Regions from separate parts of the Homo sapiens genome. Here region 2 is linked to region 1. A link is a loop called in an ENCODE intact Hi-C map of the cell type or tissue named here. Cell type or tissue: HepG2. All regions are shown on one strand.

The links. A loop is a pair of places that touch in the nucleus more often than their neighbours do. Peaks named below come from ENCODE experiments on the same cell type or tissue, not always from the same donor. Only the 100,000 strongest peaks of a DNase experiment are listed, where the experiment ranks them.
Region 2: a loop joins it to region 1, with 3 times the contacts of the local background. A loop is called at or near these places in 2 of 110 quality-filtered maps.

What each region holds. Positions count from the first base shown.
Region 1 is chr12:71,214,124-71,222,123 of GRCh38, reverse strand. LOC105369831 (a long non-coding RNA gene) reads right to left here and starts at 5,290. Exons shown (of 3, transcript XR_945081.2): 1 at 5,014-5,290; 2 at 2,618-2,731; 3 at 1,290-1,822. In HepG2, a CTCF peak has its summit at 4,933 (motif pointing left); a DNase peak (open chromatin) is centred at 4,973.
Region 2 is chr12:71,121,928-71,129,927 of GRCh38, reverse strand. It overlaps TSPAN8 (tetraspanin 8), which reads left to right. Exons shown (of 9, transcript NM_004616.3): 8 at 514-597; 9 at 4,541-4,832. The coding sequence ends at 4,594. Among named protein-coding and RNA genes, the nearest start is that of TSPAN8, 32 kb to the left of the region's middle. In HepG2, CTCF peaks have their summits at 4,252 and 4,894 (motif pointing left); DNase peaks (open chromatin) are centred at 4,247 and 4,907; H3K4me3 peaks cover 389 bases.

The DNA.
Region 1 (8,000 bases):
AGTCAGATGCTGTGAAATTAATTTTTGGCAATCAATCTTTCTCCTTCTTCTCTTAATCCGAGTCATAGAATTATATCTTACAGTTGAAAACACATTCAGAGGTTGGCTAGTTTCTCTGCCTCTCATTATTCATAATTCGTGGGTTCATTAGATCTGGTTGGGCCACATATCTCATCATGGGAGTCTCCATTTTAAGATGCTGTGAGTGTAAAACTTCAGGGATGTTTCTAATTGATCCTTTCAGTAGAGGAAGTATTTTCTCAGTCACATATATGCCATTGGTAGAAGTGGTTTCATTCTTTCTTCTGCAATGGCAGTTTTAAAACATAGAGGATTTACTCATTTCATTTACTTCTTCATTTAACAAATATGTGTTAAATGTCTGAACACTGTGTCTGGCAGTGGAAACAAAAGGTGATCAAAAACAAAGAAGGACCCTGTCCTTACGTTACTAACAGTTTAGGATTTTATCAGTAATTTCCATTATAATCTAATTATTATTTAGATCTTTTACGTTTTATAATAACAGCAGAATGAGAAAAATAGCAAAAGAAATGAAATTTAAAATTTCCCTTCTGCTCTCTTATTTTGACTTCCTCCATTTAAAAATATTTCTTTCATGTAATTGTCTTATGCCTACCTTTAAACCATAATGTTAATTATGGTGCACATTTTGCATTCAACTTTTCCTGTCTAAATGATCTTTGCAGACTCTTCTCCATAAGTGTTGTGTCACAAGTATTTCCCCTATTAACATCTTCAAAACGATCACCTTTATAAATACAGATAACTTGCCATATAATTAAATATGCTTTTATTTGGGGACATTTAGTTGTATATAGTTCAGCAATAAATAACATTGGGGTTGGTTTCTTTTTTCTTCTCTTCTACTGTTTCTTTCAGTGACTAAAGAATTGGAATTCTATATATGAGAGTAATGAGATGTTTTTCTTCTGTATTAAGCAAGGTGAGAGATGGACTGATATTTTGGGGTCACTCAAATTTATCCTATCCAATCTATTCTAGATTTATCCTAGAATTCCAGTTGGCTAGAAGAACTAGTATGAAGCCCAAAAGGAAACCAAACACATTTTGTAATGCGTGATGCAAACATGTTTTTCTCTTCTTTTTATTAAAAGTAAAAAAAAAGAGGGATGTATGTGTGTATATATATATATATATAGTCATAGGATTACATATACATGAAAAGAGACATTGAAACCACTGACAGTATTTCAAAATATATTTTTTCAAGTTTAAGTTATACTTATCACATATTTATGCTGGCTTGCTGGAATTCTGAAATGTGAGTTCATCATTAAAATGGCTATAATTTCTTATAATACAGAAATAATTATTTTTGGCCAATCTTGTGATCATTCCCATGTGTGTTAATATCCCTTCCCTTGTCTTCCTTTGTGTAAAAATAGGTATGGACTTACTGGAAGAAAAGTCTGTGCCTTTTTACCTCTCTTGGGTTGCTTCTTCAAAGGGTTGTGGATGGGGATGTCGGGGTGGATATTCCTGTTGAGAGTCCTCATGTAGCTATCACAGGAATCTCTAATGGAGGACAGGCAGGATCTAATGAACAGCAGGATGCAATAAAGCTGTTAAGTCGAGCCCTGCATGGTTCTGGATTTCAATTATTCTGTGTGGCTGATGAGATTCTGAATTACCAACAGCTGCTCATTTGCTCACTTTCTTGTCTGCCACCGCTGCCAGCAGCTGTTCTTTCTTACCCCATATCCAGATGCAAACAGCTGTTCTCTCTTTCTTTACAATTGTTAGCAGTGGCTCATTTTTGCCCCAAACACATGGACACCTGCAGCAATAGGAATTGTATTTTTCAGTTGTGAGGAAATGTTGGACAGCTTCATGAAGGTTGAATGGAGTAAGGGAAAGAAGGAATGAGAAGTGATTAGATACAGAAGGAGCCTGTGTTGGTAAGCCAGAAGGTGGATAAGATAATTCTAGTTATTCTTCAGTGGCTGCATATGTCTGTGACAATGGATACTTGTAGTTCTTCCTTACCTTCCTTCCTTTCCATTCACCTTGGAAAGCAAGGAGCCATCACTAACAAACAAATCCCAGGAAACTGAGCACTTAGGAAAAAATTATGATGGTGCTCTAATGACTTGGTTTTTATTCATTTATTTAAGAAATATTTGTGGCTACTAGTACATGTCAGGTACTGTTATAGAGACACAATAGGTGCTAAATAAATGAGTATGTTTTTATGAATATGTTCACACATAAATACAACTTATCAGTTCTGACTCTGTTTATGATATGAAAAACCAACATTTTAAATGAATTTTGTTTGTTTAATTCAGCCCTTTTCCTCCCTGCCATTAGGATTGGGGACCTTTGGATTATGTCGTTGATCAAGAAATATTCCTGGTTCTCATGTCTCTCTCTTTTTGCAGGGACTAGGGTGAGAAAAATGTAAAGAAGGGGGAATAGAACTTAAATTTATTGAGCACTTATCCTATCTCCAGTACTGTGCATTGTTCTTTACGTAGGTTTTCTCATTTCATTTTCATCAGAATGTTAGGAAATCGGCATATTTTCATCTAGCTGATAAGGACACTGAAGTTGGAAGTGTGAAGCTGCTTACCTAAGGCCATGTGGTCAGGGAATGATCCAGGATGGGACACAGACTCTCTCGCCCCAAAGCACAAGTTCTTTCACTCTATCCAGCTTCCACATGCTTTTCCTTCCTCTATTCAGGCTGCAGAGATAACAGTGATAATTGGGTTTAATACCTTAATTGTGGAAGCAGATATATAATTGATCTAAAGGCTTAATCTTCAATTGGAAATTGGTCCAAATGTTACTTCATCATTTTAAGCTGTGGGACAGTCATAAAAGATGAAATAAAAGGAGAGATGTTAGGGCTCATAGCTCAGGTTGCTATCACAAATAAAATCTCTACACCCTCGGGCTCTTCTCTGTTAAGAGGGTTTCTAAAGAGTATTTGGCCAAAGTATGGGAGGACTTAATATTCCCATTTCACACCCTAACTTAATCCATTAGTATCCAAACAATGTTAGCGGTTATACTTTGGGATATTGAGTGGGAGAGAACTGGCTGAGGCTCTAAGGAAACTTTCTATGGTTTAGGGAGCCATTAGGAAAAAGCTTCTTATTCTTGTAAAAATTTCTCAAACTTTCAGGGCTGGGTTCCTGTGGCTGGCTGATAGTCAGCCTCAGTTAGATTCTTGCCAAATTGAGCATCAACAGCTCATTTGGCTTGGAAGAAAAAGAAATGAGAAACAACTGACATTTGTATACTTGAAATTATGAGCTGTTTCTCTAACAAAGAGACCAAACACTTTGGGCTTGTTTTCCAGTAAACATACACACTGAACAATCTGGCCGGCTAGCAGCTGGCTGTGCATATGTAGGGCATATGTGAACACATATGGATGCATAAAACTCACATATGTTCACTTAAAAGGACACTGTCAAGTCATTTTATGGCTTTTTTTTTTTTGTTCTCTGGGCTCTATTGTTTATAAAATCTTCTTAGAAGCTTAAAAATACAATTTCTTTCCCTACTGATTTTTTGTTCTTTCTTTCTTTTTTAAAGCAAGTATTTGGAATGGCAATCAAATAAATGGAACTGGTTCTATTTAATACCTAATCCTACTTAAGCATACACAGCAAAGTACATTGTCCGATCAGAAGTAAAACACTATGAAAGAGACAATTCCTTATGAAGAGAAAAATAGGCACATTCTGTCTTCAGAGGAGACATTTCAAATTAAATAGTACTTACAAGATTATTTTCTGGCATTCCAATGCTTTTAGTGTGTGTTAGATATTTCATATGGATATTAGTGACTATAATAAATCATATTTTCTACTTTCTAAAATATATTTTAGCAATATTCTTCTAGCTTCTTTATTAAGTAGAGGTCTTTTAAAAAAATCTCTGCTTTGGGCAAATGCTGTGAAGAATCAAATCAAAATAGCCCAACAACCTGAAAAGATGCTAAAAAAAAATCACAAACAGTCAGAAAAACAAAAAGTAAATAATAATAAGTTATCATTTTACACCCATCAAGCTGAGAAAAAGTAAAAAGCAAAACTGTACATAGCAAGTGAAGATGTGAGGGAAGGAGTACTTTCATACGTTGCTGGGGAAATGGGAATTTTAAGCAGCTTTTTGAAAGTAAATTTGGCAACATTTCATAAATTAAAAAAATATATACTTATGTCCGTACCAGTGCATAAGGATATAGACAACAGCAGCATTATTTAATGTGGCAAAAGTAAAACCAAGTGAATGCCCTTCAATAGGGACTGTTGGTGAATAAATTAAGGCATATTTATACCATAGAATATAATATAGCCACTCAAAAGAGCAAAATGGAGCAATACCAGTTGACTTTGAAGAATTACCACCTGGTATTGTTGAGATAGAAAAGTAACATGTATAGAAGAACATGTGAGTCTACATTATGAATCAATGACCAAAACAACTTTTGTATGTATTCATTTGTCTCTCTATAGTCTATCTATCCATTTGTATAAGGTTATATGATGGAAAAAATATGAACAGATACATACCAGGTTGTTAAGGTGGGTTTTCTGGAAGGGGTTGGGGGAATTGTGGTGATGGTAGGTGAGGAAGCTAAACAAAAAGGGAAGAATCTAATATAGGCAAAATCCAGTAAGAAATGGTCATATTTATGCAAAATTCTGTGTGTGTACATTCAAAGGAATACTTGAAATAATAAGAGATCATTAAAATAAAGACATTCTCATCTTCTACCAGAATCTCCATGGATAACAATAAAGGAGGATGTGACAGTTCCGACAAACTCAAATAATCCTGGAAAAAACTGAACTTGAGGGTTGGCTGAAGGTTTATATGAATTTCCCATGGAAGAACAAGATAAGCAGGTTGCATTCAATCATTTCAGGGTACTGGTGCCACCAAGTGGTGTCTGGAGCAATTGTTGGTGGCATTTTATTACCCCACTAGTGACAGAACCTCTTGGCTTACCTATGCCTTCCATGGTAGTAAACAGAATGGGGATGTTTACTACCCCCCGTGGAGTTCTCCGTGGAGTGAAGCACACACCTGTGATCCTGGCACTCAGATGAACAGGAAGTATGAAAAAAATGAGTATGAAGCAAACAGCTTTGGCCCTGGAATCTGATCTCACCTTGGTTTCTCCTGCTGGCAATTGCTCTACCATGCCTGACCTTTACCTATCAAGTCCCTTGAGATGTGTTCAAAAGTTTATAACTACTTGGACCAGTGTCACAACTTGTATATCTTCTTTAACTGCTTTAACTGTGATTTTAGATAATGTCTCATATAGGTTTTCTCTTTTTATTGCTGCCATCGTGGCTTGGCCTTTCCTTATGTCTTCACTGGTGTCATAAAAATGTTCATGGGCTTTCCTAGCCTCAGTCTCTCTCTGCTCCAATCGAGCCATAACCCACTTCTATGCTAAGCTTCCTGAAGTTCTGGTCATTTAACAACACTACTGAAAAGCCTTCAGCTGTTTCTCTGTAACTACTAGCAGAGTGTGACCTCAGAACTCAGCACAGACTTTTAACAGGGTGACTCTAATGTCTCAATTTGCCCAGTATAGCCCCAGTTTCCTTCTATTGTCCCACTGTAATCATTATGGCTTTCTTCATTTTCAACATTGTCCTAGTTTAGATATTACATTTTATGGATACCTGAGCTTTTATCTACTTAGTTCTCCTTCCTCTAATATATTAGAGATATGCAGGCATTATGTGATTTGGTGGGCACCTGGTGTTGATGAGTCCACAGCTCCAGGCCTCTACAGGTCAACTAGTTGTATGCATATATAAGTAGGCTAACAGAAGAAAGTGTAAAGTTTGTGGTGGATAGAGAAATTGGACTCAGAGAGGGCTCATATCTGAATTAGAACATCTCTGTGTGTGTGTGTGTGTGTGTGTGTGTGTGTGTGTGCTTTGAACATTCACAAACTAAATATAAATTATTTGGGATTTATCACCCTATTTAAAATTTATTTTCTTCTGTAATTTATATAAAGGCAGTTTTTGAATTTTAGTAAGAAAATCTGCCTTTACATTTTTAACTAATTTATTTTTAATTTGTATGGACACATTATAGTTGTACATGTTTTGAAACATATGTGACACTTTGATGCAAGCATACAATGTATAATCATCAAATATGGGTAGTCGGGATACCCATCACCTCAAACACTTATCATTACTTTGTGTTGGGAACATTCCAATTCTACTCTTCTAGTTATTTTGAAATATACAATGAACTATTGTCAGCTAAAGTCGCCCTAAGTGTTTGTGCTACCAAATACTAGATCATATTCCTTCTTTCTAACTGTATTTTTGTACCCATTAAGCAACCTCTCTTTATCCCTTCCTCTCCACTATTCTTCCCAGCCTATTTTTTGGCTCCCACATATGAGTAAGAACATATGCCATTTGCCTTTGTGTCTTTGGCTTATTTCACTTAACATAATGTCTTCCAGTTCCATTAATGTTGTTGCAAATGACTGTATTTCATTCTTTTTATGGTGAAATAATATTCCATTGTGTATATATACCACATTTTCTTTATCTGTTTATCTGTTAATGAGCACTTAGGCTGATTCCATATCTTGGCTATTGTGAATAGTGCTACAACTTTTGTATTTTTTATGTAGCTCTTTTAGTGGATAAGAAGAGCACTATTTGGGACCTAATGAATATCACACTCATAATTCATTACCAAATGAGAAAAATATTCAACTAAGTAATAATACAGTCATGCTAAAAATTTTGAGGAGTTTAGAAACATACTGTGTACTTTTTTGGCACAAAAGGTCATATGCCTTATTTATCCAACGATTAGTGCATTGCTTGGTGCATAAATACAGTTGAGTAGAATTTGAAGCAGACTGCAAGTTTATAGAACTGAAATTTGGTTACTGCATTCTGGTTTAAGTATTTCCTATGTCTGCTACATTGTGGTGTTAACAATCTGTTAATGGTTGAATGCATACTATTTAGGGAATGCTTTGTCCTTAGCTCACCATCAGTAGGAATGCACTGTGAGTTTTTCCTAGAGTTGAAAAGAATTCGAGCTCAGCCACCCGTTTTCTCTTATTCAGTTCTTTTTTTTAACCACTTAAATATATTTTCAAGACAGCCAGAGTCTGTGTTCTTGAAAAAGATTTTGTGTAAGAACTAGTTGACCTGTAGAAGCCTGGAGCTGTGGCCTCATTAACACCAGGTGCTCACCAAATCATTTAATGCCTGCATATCTCAGATTATCTTGTGCGGCTCTTTTGCCTTCTTTTCTGGCCTAAAGTTGAGTCAATCTAAAGTATAGAAAGTTGGAATTCAACCTAAGCTACTGTTTAACTAGCTGAGTGTCATTCACCGACAGTTATCCGTTTGTTTCCTGTGTGTTCCTCCAGGTGCTAGGACTTCCTGGAGAAGGGTGTCCACACACAGGCCAGCTTATGCTTGTCATGTTAACCCTCACTGAGTAAACTGCTCTCTTTACCTTCTTTTCTTCAACTGATTTTATGAAACTTTTTCCTGATCACACTGTCTTCAGGAGGAGAATCAGGCTTTGGACATAATGGCACATGCCCTGATATTCAGTACTCTGCGATCCATTGGCTTTCTTTTATATACTTTTTCTTTTTCTCCAAATGTGTATTTAATGGAACTGCAAACTGAAATACAAGGGCTATATATGTATGCTTCATTTTCTGTAAAGATGCCCCATATTTTGAATTCTTTCAGGTAAAGGACTGTATATATATTGTATAGACTCTGAGTCTGCCTGGATTTAAATCCCAGCACTGTGTCTTAGCAGCTTTTTGACCTTGGACAAATGATGGAACCTCTCTGTGCCTTACATTACTTATCTGCATTGTGGGGCCAATAATCTATCTTCTGGGTTTAATTTTATTTATTAAGAGCTTTACTGAAATATAATTCACATGGTATAAAATTCACCCATTTAGAGTG
Region 2 (8,000 bases), 92 kb after region 1:
CTTGTTTTAAAAATGAAAATTTACAATATTATTATCTAAAATCTCAACCAGAAACCTTTCTGTTTTAGATTACAAACCTAAAAAATCCTTAGTCAAGGTGGTATCAGCTCTAAAATGAATAAAGTTAAGATAAAATTATGATTTATACTTTTATGTTGTAAAATATATAGCTTTATCAGCTATAAAATTTATAGTATAAATTATAAAATCTGTCATTTGAGGATATGTTGGTGAAAAATTATTATTTGTAATTATTAATCCCTAGATTCAACAATTAGGCAGTCAAGCAAAATTTTGTTCCTCAATTGCTTTTCAATGTATAAACAAACCACAACAGTTACAACCTTTTGGAGCAAAGGTGAAGCAGGGAGTGGAAGGAATAACCCAGTTCCTTGTCGTTAAGTGTGTTTCTTGATAGCAATGTAAAAAGTCAACCAGATTAATAAAAATTTTGATTAATATAAGGTCGAATTTTTCTGAGAGGTAACTTTTAATGTTTTTTTTTTTTAACAGACCTGTATTTCTTTCATAAAAGACTTCTTGGCAAAAAATTTGATTATAGTTATTGGAATATCATTTGGACTGGCAGTTATTGAGGTACAGTATAATCTTGTATTATTGACTCTTTTATTCCCTTGCTTGTTCATTAATTTCAAGAAATATTGATGGTGAACAAACAAACAGAAAAAAAAAAACCACAACAACCATAAAAAACGCAGATGCTTTAGAAAAGCACTGGATGCTAAAGGCCCATCATCTCCCTCGATCAGCCTGAGTCTGAGGGGGAGATTCCAGTCTTATGAAGTGAGCAGGGTTGAGATTCTTGCTTCTGAATGACCTCTCTACCGGGAAAAAGATAGAATTAATTTTCACATAGTTCTTAGTGCCAGGTATATTTTTCCCACTGAAAACTAGCACAGGGGTTACAGTTTTCCAAAGTTAGAAGAAAAAGCACCAAACAAAGCAAAATACGACCTTTACAATTTCTTATTTCTCATCTTGATTTTGAAACAGAAAATAAAAACTGAACTCAAGAGTGTGAGGAGCTCTTTCTTTGTTACTTATTACATTCTAGAGAAATCCAAGAAGTTCTAAAAAGTAGAGGTAATTGTCTCTGATTTCCTCAGCTTAAGTACTATTGACTCACTTGGAGAAATTTTCAAGGAAAATTGAGGCTTATGTATTACTTTCATCACTTTAATTATTGATGTTGGAAAAATATCCCACATAGGATTTTTGTCTTGATGAACTTTCTTGGCATGTTTTTTTTTTAAAAAAAAAAAAAACCTGAAAGATACTTTTCACATGGCCTAAAAATCTTTGCCAAGAAAATGAATTAAAACTGCTTCAGAGAAGCATTTTGGAATCATCCCAGATCTTGGGTAATTTTAATATCAAGTAGATCAAATTCACTCACAATCCTATTCCAGGGCATTAGCAAGAATGTGAAGTGTCTCCCTGGTTAATGCCTGTGAGAGCTGGTTAGCTCAGCTGAGTGCCTTGTGCTTCACACTCATGGAATGCTGTGCAAGGTACTCCTTGGGCTTTCTGGTAATTTTCTACCTCTTACTCGTGCCACATCACTGCCAGAAAGAAATTTTAACTGGGAATGAAGCAATTTAGTGTCCTAAGTGGTTATTTAGTTTGCTGGTGGAATTTCCCAGGCAGCTATTAGAGAAAGGTTAGGGACTATTAGCAGCAAATTAAACTGTGGGTTATTACTTTCTTGTAGTCCAGATGAATAGGTATAAATATGAAGCATTCTTTGTTGGTAGGTTATGGCTGTCTTTCTTTAGGTCTGATATATGTTCAGAGTCAAATGGTGCTATGGATTAGGTCTATTTCTCTTGATTCTGCATTTTGTAAGATGTATTTTATTTCTCTGCTTTGTATTCTGGGTTTATGCTAATTTAGAAATAAGGACTAATGGCCATGAAGATGAGTAAGAAATGAATGATTTAAATGAATCAAGAGTGATTTTACATGAATGATTTAAGTGAATGAGAGAGCATGCTTTAAATGAGATATTTAATATAAGAGTTATATTTCATGTTAGACTCAAGTTCTGACAATTGACTATCACTAGCTCAAATCACAGATGCTCCTCAGTTAGCAAAACCAGAAAAAGTAAGGACATACTTGATTGGGGAGGTTGATGAAATCCTTTGTGTCATAGTCAAAGGCATTTTCAAGAATTTAAATACATCTAGTGGAAAATAAGATTACAAAAAGATTAATGTATTTCAGTATTTTATGAAATTGTTATATTCCATGTATTAATTACATGTTTAAATATTTTATTTGTTCTTCTAAAGACATATTCAGAGAAAAATAGCTTAATACAAACATTCTATACAGTAATTTATAGGTATGAAGTTTTTGCGTTACTATCATAAAACAGAACCGTTTTTGAATTCGAGAAGTCAAATTAATTGTGATTTCTAGACTCTCTGCAGATATGGTAAATAGTTGGTTCAAATAATTGTTTGAACTTTTTAAAATTGTTCAGTTCCTCAGTCTATAACCTGCCCTCCCTCTTTTTAAGGGAAACAAATCATTTTATATTCCATCTTCCTTTATTCAAAAAGTAGATTGGAAAAGTCTTCTGACACCCAGTCTATAAATTATGTATCCAAAAACAAAGCATTTTATAGCTCATCTTACAGTCATTAGTACAAGTTTCCTATTGCCCTATGACTTAGGCCTATCTCCCTTCTTTGTTTCCAAAGTTCAAATTCAAAAAAACACAAAGATACAGAAACAGAAAATCTCCTCTAAAAAATACTTTTAAGAAAACAGAAGCAAATGTCTTCCTGCAGAAAATATGTTCAGATTATCTCCACAGAAAAATATCATATAAAAAAAGACCGCCCCATATTTAGACCTTATGTTAGTATGTTTAGGCATAGGTTTTAGTGAGGTGGGCCAATATTTGTTTTCAAAGCTATGTTAAGACTATATACCTAAGGGATTCTTCTCACATTGGATGCTAAAGATTGTGCAGAATACCTTATTCTGCAAGAAAAATTTATCTATAGACATTTTTGGAATTCTCATTACTCTAGCTTAAAACAGCCAGACTATCATACTCTCCTCATTTGACTATAACAACTTACAAGCACAAAAGATGATCAGCACTTTCCTTGCTTTAATTAAAAAAAAAAAAGTGCTACACACTGAGAGCCATCACTTTGTAGGATAAAAGTTATCCCAACAGGAGGTCCTAGAAATAAAGCAGTTAAAAGAAAAATGATAATTTTACATTTTTTTAGACTGCTGCATACCTCTTAGCAAATTTATCATGAGTCTTGGCGTACATTATAAAATGACAAATCTCTTTTAATTATGTGCTTTTTTTTGAACAATCATAAATGTTCTTTTCAGGGACAATGAAATACAAGAAAGTGTGATATTAACTATCTAGTCTGCTGATAAATTGACGGCTTCTATTTCAAGGATGTAGCAGTGAAAGATGATAGTTGTCTTATCCCATTATTTTTTCCCCATTAAAAAAATTCTTTCTTGATACTTGTCCCACAGACTTAAGGCTCAGGATCAAGACAAAAAGACTAAATTTCAGTCTTCAATTGTAGCACATTTTGAATGGAAATTATTACTTTTGCAGAGAATTGGTGTCAACCTTTTTAAGAAGGAAGAAAGATTGGTTAGCAGTTCTCATTTGAATTACATTTCCAGGAAAGTGTTAGTAAGCAGAAAGTCTCAACACAGTAGAAGCATTTAAGTTGACTCAGCATAAATGTCACTTTGCCTTCCTCCATCCTCCCTTCAAAAGGGGCTGGTGGGGGAGGAAACTTTCTATTGGTAATGCACACAGGTCCTGTCTATCATTTCTACGTCAAAGATACAGCATGCAAGTCACCAACTGTAGAGCCAATTAGAGCAAATTTTGGGGTCCCTCATTCTTGGGAGAGCTACTTGAGATGGAAATTATGCCCCAGATTTTCAGCTGTGCTTTTTCACTTCAAAAGAAATTCCTGAATTAAGCTGTTCCCCATAGTTTAGAAGCTTTTTTAAAAAAAGAGTTACTTCATTTTTTATTCCTCTTGGAAATGCCTAAAACTACAGCAAGAGAAATTCTAGACTTCTTGATTTTTATGCAGATGATTTAAACCAGATGATCATAACCTTTTTATGGAAGCATTACGTATATTTAGCCCCCAGGGACCTGAGATCCCCAGTGCTCCAGAGGAGACGCTCTGCAGAAGAATGTGTGTGTTCCAGAAAAGGGAGTAGGTCCTCTGGTGGCAGCTGCTACTGTGCAGTTTATATGGGGCCAGTTAGATAGAGGCTGATTGGCCAGCTAAAAAAGCTGATTAAAACACAAAAAAAACTCAAGAGAGCTTTTGCAGTGCTCTTTTGTCCCATTGGAACCTCTAATTTCCCAAGAGAGATGAGTTAGATAAGATTGGAACTGTCAATATACAAAATCTTTTCATATATAATGTTCTTTCTGTTTATTTATAATGTGTCCAGTGTTTTCCCTTAAATTCCATGTTAATCCTGTTATTTTGTTCTCTAGATACTGGGTTTGGTGTTTTCTATGGTCCTGTATTGCCAGATCGGGAACAAATGAATCTGTGGATGCATCAACCTATCGTCAGTCAAACCCCTTTAAAATGTTGCTTTGGCTTTGTAAATTTAAATATGTAAGTGCTATATAAGTCAGGAGCAGCTGTCTTTTTAAAATGTCTCGGCTAGCTAGACCACAGATATCTTCTAGACATATTGAACACATTTAAGATTTGAGGGATATAAGGGAAAATGATATGAATGTGTATTTTTACTCAAAATAAAAGTAACTGTTTACGTTGGTGCTTTTCTATGTCTGATCATTGTATTCAGGTGCTACAGTGCTTAAAATGTTCTTCTGGAGCCACCCAGTGGAATAATCATCTCTAAGGTGACAGGGCCATAGATAGTTAAGACAGTGGATCTGGGGCTTTTCAGAAACGACACTCTTTTATATGATGTATCAACCATTGGTGATAAGACTGAATCAAGTCTAATGTTAAAATAATTGACAATGATCCAGGTAAAAGAGTCACCATCTCTTTTCTATTTATGTCAAAGCTACTAATAGTATGTCTCTCTTTTGCTGCATATCTATTGTATGAACAAAAAGGTCTGAGTGCCCAGCACCCAGCCATTGCTTCTCTGGTACCCATCTGGATCTTCCTCTCAGACACAACAGTTGTAACTTTTTTTTCTTTCTAGTTCTCAGAAATATTTAACATTTTTGCTTTGTATAGAAGTATAACATACATACAATATAGTCGATAATTCTTAAAGTATAGCTCTTTTAATATATGTACATCTGTGTAAGGACTAAGATCAGAGTTGGGCACAGTGGCTCATGCCTGTAAGCTCAGCTACTTGGGAAGCTGAGACAGTAGGGTCTCTTGACCCCAGGAGTTTGAGACCAGCCTGAATAATAAAGTGAGACCCCCATCTCCAAAAAAAAAAAAAAGAAGATACAGAATATTTCTAGCACACCAGAATGCTCCTTCATGCCACCTCTCAGTGGTGGGGTGTATTTGGCTCACACAGACTTGCTAAGCAGATTGTACACATATACACAAAAGTTTTGTACACAAAGTTCTTCCCAACTTTGTGTTCAGTAACATGAGATTGGTACCTTGAAATCTACCATGCTCGGAGTATTTATGCCATAGAAACTAACAAATGCTGTAAATTCAGGGCTTTTCTTTCTTTTCTTTTCTTTCTTTTCTGGAGAGCTGGTTGATAAACATTTACCAATATACTGCCCTCTCTGTAAATATTTCCCTAAAGGTAACCACTTTTCTTTTTTTTTTTTTATTATACTTTAAGTTTTAGGGTACATGTGCACATTGTGCAGGTTAGTTACATATGTATACATGTGCCATGCTGGTGCGCTGCACCCACTAACTCGTCATCTAGCATTAGGTATATCTCCCAATGCTATCCCTCCCCCCTCCCCCCACCCCACCACAGTCCCCAGAGTGTGATATTCCCCTTCCTGTGTCCATGTGATCTCATTGTTCAATTCCCACCTATGAGTGAGAATATGCGGTGTTTGGTTTTTTGTTCTTGCAATAGTTTACTGAGAATGATGATTTCCAATTTCATCCATGTCCCTACAAAGGACATGAACTCATCCTTTTTTATGGCTGCATAGTATTCCATGGTGTATATGTGCCACATTTTCTTAATCCAGTTTATCATTGTTGGACATTTGGGTTGGTTCCAAGTCTTTGCTATTGTGAATAATGCCGCAATAAACATACGTGTGCATGTGTCTTTATAGCAGCATGATTTATAGTCCTTTGGGTATATACCCAGTAATGGGATGGCTGGGTCAAATGGTATTTCTAGTTCTAGATCCCTGAGGAATCGCCACACTGACTTCCACAATGGTTGAACTAGTTTACAGTCCCACCAACAGTGTAAAAGTGTTCCTATTTCTCCACATCCTCTCCAGCACCTGTTGTTTCCTGACTTTTTAATGATTGCCATTCTAACTGGTGTGAGATGGTATCTCATTGTGGTTTTGATTTGCATTTCTCTGATGGCCAGTGATGATGAGCATTTTTTCATGTGTTTTTTGGCTGCGTAAATGTCTTCATTTGAGAAGTGTCTGTTCATGTCCTTCGCCCACTTTTTGATGGGGTTGTTTGTTTTTTTCTTGTAAATTTGTTTGAGTTCATTGTAGATTCTGGATATTAGCCCTTTGTCAGATGAGTAGGTTGCGAAAATTTTCTCCCATTTTGTAGGTTGCCTGTTCACTCTGATGGTAGTTTCTTTTGCTGTGCAGAAGCTCTTTAGTCTAATTAGATCCCATTTGTCAATTTTGTCTTTTGTTGCCATTGCTTTTGGTGTTTTGGACATGAAGTCCTTGCCCATGCCTATGTCCTGAATGGTACTGCCTAGGTTTTCTTCTAGGGTTTTTATGGTTTTAGGTCTAATGTTTAAGTCTTTAATCCATCTTGAATTGATTTTTGTATAAGGTGTAAGGAAGGGATCCAGTTTCAGCTTTCTACATATGGCTAGCCAGTTTTCCCAGCACCATTTATTAAATAGGGAATCCTTTCCCCATTGCTTGTTTTTCTCAGGTTCGTCAAAGATCAGATAGTTGTAGATATGCGGCGTTATTTCTGAGGGCTCTGTTCTGTTCCATTGATCTATATCTCTGTTTTGGTACCAGTACCATGCTGTTTTGGTTACTGTAGGCTTGTAGTATAGTTTGAAGTCAGGTAGTGTGATGCCTCCAGCTTTGTTCTTTTGGCTTAGGATTGCCTTGGCGATGCGGGCTCTTTTTTGGTTCCATATGAACTTTAAAGTAGTTTTTTCCAATTCTGTGAAGAAAGTCATTGGTAGCTTGATGGGGATGGCATTGAATCTGTAAATTACCTTGGGCAGTATGGCCATTTTCATGATATTGATTCTTCCTACCCATGAGCATGGAATGTTCTTCCATTTGTTTGTATCCTTTTTTATTTCCTCGAGCAGTGGTTTGTAGTTCTCCTTGAAGAGGTCCTTCACATCCCTTGTAAGGTGGATTCCTAGGTATTTTATTTTCTTTGAAGCAATTGTGAATGGGAGTTCACTCATGATTTGGCTCTCTGTTTGTCTGTTGTTGGTGTATAAGAATGCTTGTGATTTTTGTACATTGATTTTGTATCCTGAGACTTTGCTGAAGTTGCTTATCAACTTAAGGAGATTTTGGGCTGAGACAATGGGGTTTTCTAGATATACAGTCATGTCGTCTGCAAACAGGGACAATTTGACTTCCTCTTTTCCTAATTGAATACACTTTATTTCCTTCTCCTGCCTAATTGCCCTGGCCAGAACTTCCAACACTATGTTGAATAGGAGTGGTGAGAGAGGGCATCCCTGTCTTGTGCCAGTTTTCAAAGGGAATGCTTCCAGTTTTTGCCCATTCAGTATGATATTGGCTGTGGGTTTGTCATAGATAGCTCTTATTATTTTGAAATACATCC